Regions from separate parts of the Homo sapiens genome. Here region 1 is linked to region 2. The links are chromatin loops, found by intact Hi-C in ENCODE. Cell type or tissue: gastrocnemius medialis. All regions are shown on one strand. Each heading gives the region's core, and the rest is flanking DNA. Links, peaks and the distances in the headings are about the cores only.

Region 1 (2,908 bases), core at 136-2,635, 530 kb after region 2:
AGCTGAGGCTTGAGTGCAGGAATTTGAGGCTTCAGTGCGCTAAGATTGTGTGATCTTGCCACTGTACTCCAGCCTGGGTGATAGAGCAAGACTGTCTGTTAAAAAGACCTGGTGCCAGGCATGGTGGCTCACACCTGTAATCCCAGCACTTTGGGAGGCTCAGGCAGGTGGATCATGAGGTCAGGAGATTGAGATCATTCTGGCTAACACGGTGAAACCCCGTCTCTACTAAAAATACAAAAAATTAGTCGGGCATGATGGCGGGCACCTGTAGTCCCAGCTACTTGGGAGGCTGGGGCAGGAGAATGGCGTGAACCCGGGAGGAGGAGCTTGCAGTGAGCCGAGATAGTGCCACTGCACTCCAGCCTGGGTGACAGAGCGGGACATTGTCTCAAAAAAAAAAAAAAAAGGAAAGAAAAGCAAAAATCTTACTTTTTATTTATTAAAATATCCTGGATATCTCAGAGAGCTTCTCATATCAGCATGTACAGATATCTCATTCTTTTTAGTAGCTGCATAGAATTCTATTCTGTGGATTTACCACAATTTAACTGGTCCTCTCTTGATGGATTCTTGAGTTGGTTTCTCTTTTGTTCTTACTACTTAACAGTGCTGCAGGATATATATTTTTGTGTGTATGTTTATCTTTATTCTTGGCGAGCATTTGGGTATCCTTATGGTAAGTTTCTAGCATTATCCATTTTGAAATTGTTTTTATCTGTAGTCATAGTTTAAAATTCATGTTCTGTTGATCAAAGACAAGTGTAAAGAACACTGATAATGAAATAGAAGTTTGAGCTTAAATATACAAATTTAAGATTCTTATTTACTGGGGCTATAAGTTGCATTCATCTTAACACAAAAATCAATGTCAGAGAAAATACAGTGATCTTATGTCCAGTTTATATTTTATTATGGGGAAGAGGGATAAAACAGTCTCAATGTTTTGTTAACATATTCTTCCTTTATAATTTAGAAATGCCATTTTTCCTTGAGCACAAAACATAGGAATTTCAAACATCTAATATGGACTCCTGTTTATCAGTTAGTAATTTTTTTTTTTTTTTTGGGAGACTGAGTTTCACTCTTTTTGCCCAGGCTGGAGTGCAATGGCGCAATCTTGGCTCACCACAACTTCCGCCTCCTGGGTTTAAGCGATTCTCCTGCCTTAGCCTCCCGAGTAGCTGGAATTACAGGCATGTGCCACTATGCCCGGCGAAATTTGTATTTTTAGTAGAGATGGGATTTCTCCACGTTGGTCAGGCTGGTCGCAAACTCCCAACCTCAGGTGATCCGTCTGCCTCGGCCTCCCAAAGTGCCGGGATTACAGGTGTGAGCCACCATGCCTGGCCTATCAGTTAGTAATTATAACAGTTTGATGTGTGCAGTAAAATCATGAAGTTGTGAAAGCTGGGGGAACTTATACCATTGTAGATAATTTGGTATTTTTAATGTGCAAAAACTGTTGTCAGGTGAGTATTCACTGTTTCACAAAGAAACTGGAATGTGGTCCAGTGTAGACCTTTTGATATATACAGTATCCCTTGAATACTTTAATATTAATAAATATCAAATGGCTCACGCCTGTAATCCTAGCACTTTGGGAGGCCGAGGCGGGCGGATCACGAGGTCAGGAGATCGAGACCATCCTGGCCAACACGGTGAAACCCCGTCTCTACTAAAAATACAAAAAATTAGCTGGGCGTGGTGGCACACGCCTGTAGCCCCAGCTGCTCGGGAGGCTGAGGCAGAATTGCTTGAACCTGGGAGGCAGAGGTTGCAGTGAGCCGAGATCACGCCACAGCACTCCAGCCTGGGTGACAGAGCGAGACTCCGTCCCCCCCACCGTAGAAAAAAAAAACAAAAAAACGAAAAAACAAAACTAAAAAAGAAAATAAAATGGTCATGGAGATGTGACCTGGATATATTTCCATTGTCTGGAACCCTACAGAATAGTTTTAAAAAAAGAACAAAGGTCAGAACATGAAACAGTTTTGGTAGCATTTTAACTGAGCTGGTCAGTGATGTATGGGACCACTGGTATCCTTGAAACAGGGGCTTTCTGGCCAGTTTCCATCAATGGTTTTGGAAACTTTCTGTGGGGACCACATGGGAGTGTTCCTCTCCAAGGACTGGGTTTGTGGGTTCATGGGTTTTTCCTCTTCTGTGTGAACTGCCAGAGTGCCTCACTTGTCACATATGCTACAATGTAGACATGTGGTTAGTCTTTTTTACTTTATTACTTTTTGAAGGAATCATGGGTTGTAAACTATATGCAGATTATAGGAATTTTATAGTCTTTTTACGTAATTTAACTTGTCACAGGTCTGATTCATATTCCTCTCTTACATTCTTCCTATTTCGGTACTTTTTTGAAGGCTAACTTTGTGTGCCTGTTGTTTTGAGTCAGTTTCTTTTTTGTGCTAGCCTGTCCTTATTTTCTTTATATCAAAGGATCAAAGTTTTCTTTGGAGCCCATGGTGACTGGGTGAACGCAGTCCCTTCTGTTTGGTTCAGGGACATCTTTCCTCTTACCTGCTTTTCCAACCATCCAAATGCCAAGTAGTCAGCGCTGGAGTCTACTCCCTGAATTTTTCTCTTCTTATCTTTGCCTTTGTGGGCATCCAGCCTGTAGTAGAAGAGGTCTTATCCCCAGTCTGAACTTGATTTTTCAGTTTTCTCATTCTTTACCCCGTAAGCAATTGATTATTCTCTTAAAGCTCCAAAGTCTTACACCACTCTCCCTCAGGATCACTTGTTGGGGCCACCCATCTCTTCAGGAGTGTTACCACCTCAGCCCTAGGGGAACTGCTACTTGATTTACCTTGGTATTACATCCTGATAAGCCCATCATAAAGTTGAAAAATCCTAAATGGAACCATTGTAAATCGGAGACTGTCTGTCCTGT
Region 2 (2,908 bases), core at 264-2,763:
GAATACTTGTACGGTCCTTAGCAGGCACCAGCAATTGTTTTAAACACTTTAGTGAGACCAAGCGCAGTGGCTCGCCTGTATTCCCAACACTTTGGGAGGCCGAGGCTGGAGAATCACTTGAGCCCAGGAGTTAGAGGCTGCAGTGAGCTAGGATCGCGCCACTGCACTCCAGCCTGCCTGACAGAGTTAGACCCCATCTCCTAAAACACACAAACACGCTTTAGATAACAGTAACTCATTTAGTTCCTTGCAAATGGACGCCAAATGGGTGAGGAAACTGAGGCATTAAGAGAATAAGAAACTTTTCCAAGGTCCCACAGCTGGAGTGTGGCAGAGGTGGGATTTGAACCCAGCCACTGTGCGGCCAGAATCCCGCTTGGAATCACGACCCCACACTGCCTCTTGGTAAAGTGTAGCTGATGATCTAAGGGACCTGGAATCATCCATGACTCTTTTCCAGTCCTGCTCTTACGGAATCTCTGCACACCACTAACTCGGCTTCGGCAGCTGCTCCCTACCTCGCACCCGCTCCCTACCTCGCACCCCCAGCCCTCCGCCCTCCGGTCTGCGTCTCGGGCCACCTCGCGGGCGGCTCTGCCTGTCACTCTCCTAAACGCCACGGCTGCCCCAGCGTTGGCTTCCGGCTTTCTGCTCCTCTCACCCGACGGCGCTCTCTCTGGGCGACAGCCTCCACTCCCTGCAGCCAGAGTGATTTTTCAGCATTAAAAAGCGGCCACGTGACGTCTCCGATTAAAGGCTGCCGAACAGACTCTACCCTAAATTCCGCAGCCAGGCACCGGGACCCTGGACCGCGCCCTCCCTAGGCCTCACCGCCGCCGCCCCCCGCCTCGCTCCAGGAGCGTCCACACCCGCCGCGCACGCTGCTTCCTCCGCCTGGACCGCCCGCGCCGGCGCCGACTGGCTCAGCCCGCTCCGCATTCACGCGTGCGTCTCCCGAGGGCAGGCGGCCCCTACTACCATGACGGCCCTGCACACGGTGTCCCATCTGCCCAGCGAAGTCTCTCCCTCTCCCTCCGGCCAGCGGGGTCCCTCTCCTCGAGTCGCGGCTTCAGGAGACACGCGGACTACAGGTCCCAGCATGCCTCGGGACGCGGCCTCTTCAGGCGCCCCAGTCAAGGTGAGAGCGTCCCAGGGACCCGCGCTGTCCGCTACAGGCCGGCGAGGCCCCCATCCCCAGCCCCACACTCACTGACGGACTCCACCATCTCCAGCAGTCCGTGCGCAGCCGCTTCTGAAAAGGCGGCCTCCAACGCGAGCGAAAGACGCCAGCCGAGTCAGAGCGGACATACTCGCTCCCGTCCGCCCCGCGGTCCCCAGCCGCCTCGCCCCTGCCTACTTCGCTTCCCCGGCGCTCCGCCCGCGCCTCCCGTGACGTCACAGAGTCGCTCATCTCCAGGAGTGGGGGAGCCGGCAGCCGCTCCTGACCCAGATTAGCTGTGAGTCCTTCGGCTGCAGGAAACCTCTCTCCCGAGAGCAAAGCCCACGCATAACTTATGGTTGCTGAGCTGCCCCATGCCTTCTGAAACAGCTTGTTGGTTGCCCCTCTGATCCTGTAGGGCTCTCCCCGTGTTCTGCCCCTCCTAAAACTGAGTGGTGTATAATTCTTTTTTTTTTTTTTTTTTCTTTTTGAGACAAGGCCTTGCTCTGTCACCCAGGCTGGAGTGCAGTGACACCATCTCGGCTCACTGCAACCTCTGCCTCCCAGGCTCAAGCGATTCTCCTGCCTCAACTTCCCGAGTAGCTGGGATTACAGGCATTGTGCCAGGCTAAGTTCGTACGCAGCAATAGATAATGCCACAAATGGCTTGATTCGATCCACTGGCTTTAAGGCTGGGTTGGCATAGGCTCAGGGAAGAGACTGCCGTCTTTTTGTCCCTTTCCCGCCTCCACACTGTACCTGATGCGCACTGGCACGAGGGGCTGCGTGACCAGCTGGTGTTCTCCCTCCCAGCCATCTGGAGCCATCCCAACCCCTCTCTGCCTGCTTTGAATGTCCCCTCAAGACCTGGGAAGGAAAAAATAACATCACCTCCTTGAAAAAAACTGCACCAAAGGAATCTCTGTCCACCTAAACCATACTGCTCACTAAAAGACAGGAATGAGGAACTTTATCCTGGAGAAGGAAAGAATGGGAGAAACTAGTCCTGTAGTCAGGGCAGGACTCTCGGAGAGCGCAAGGGCTTGACTCCATTCGCTGCCTGGTGGTCTCTAAGACGAGCAACATAATCTATGAAGGTGCAGGGATAAACTGTGATTTTACCTAAAAAAAAAAAAAAAGAGAAATTAAGCTTTACAAATACCCCCCCTCCAGGCTGACCCCGGGCCCCTCCTAGTCAGCCAGACGGCCACATCAGCTCAGCTCTGAGAAGAAAGCCCGTGGTTGGGCCTGGCAGAGAGGGGCAGGTGGTGGTCACTGCAGGTCTGTCCCTGGGCGCTGCCATGGAGAAGAGGACACACTGGTTATATTAACTCTCTTCATATTCACCAAAATTAATGCCTGCAAGTGGACAGGCGCAGACACTGTGGCAGAGAAACTGTAGTTCCGGACTAGCGGGTGAACCCGGGGCCATGTTAAGGAAGTGGCCAAGCCGTTCTGCTCACGTCCCCGGTATGTCAGCCACTTTCATCAGTTTTGTTTTACCTTGTAATAAAAGTTACCAAGGAGTTAGCAAAATCTATTAAAAATTACCAAGAAGATAATTTGAAGTACAATGAAATTTGCCCTAAGTGTATATTATGCTGGCAGGTAGCACCTGCATGATATTTATACATAAAGAGTGTGTGTGTGTGTGTGTGTGTGTGCACATGCCACAGATCAGTAGGACTTGATGGCATTTTCTAACCTGAATATCAAAGTCTGGGAACTACCAGCAGTACCCATCTGACC

Evidence for each region. Hi-C counts contacts between places; a loop is a spot of excess contacts. Peaks named below come from ENCODE experiments on the same cell type or tissue, not always from the same donor. Only the 100,000 strongest peaks of a DNase experiment are listed, where the experiment ranks them.
Region 1: a loop joins it to region 2, with 4 times the contacts of the local background. A loop is called at or near these places in 4 of 110 quality-filtered maps.

What each region holds. Positions count from the first base shown.
Region 1 is chr7:140,160,498-140,163,405 of GRCh38, reverse strand. All of the region lies in intron 1 of KDM7A (lysine demethylase 7A), which reads left to right. Among named protein-coding and RNA genes, the nearest start is that of KDM7A, 15 kb to the left of the region's middle. In gastrocnemius medialis, for the core only: no CTCF peak of the experiment used is centred there; a DNase peak (open chromatin) is centred at 1,172; H3K27ac peaks cover 208 bases.
Region 2 is chr7:140,695,145-140,698,052 of GRCh38, reverse strand. It overlaps NDUFB2 (NADH:ubiquinone oxidoreductase subunit B2), which reads right to left and starts at 1,345. Exons shown (of 4, transcript NM_004546.3): 1 at 1,211-1,345. The coding sequence starts at 1,308. It overlaps NDUFB2-AS1 (NDUFB2 antisense RNA 1), which reads left to right and starts at 976. Exons shown (of 2, transcript NR_024454.1): 1 at 976-1,138; 2 at 1,233-2,717. RefSeq lists an enhancer at 1,027-1,336. In gastrocnemius medialis, for the core only: no CTCF peak of the experiment used is centred there; DNase peaks (open chromatin) are centred at 651, 1,092 and 1,392; H3K4me3 peaks cover 1,854 bases; H3K27ac peaks cover 1,913 bases.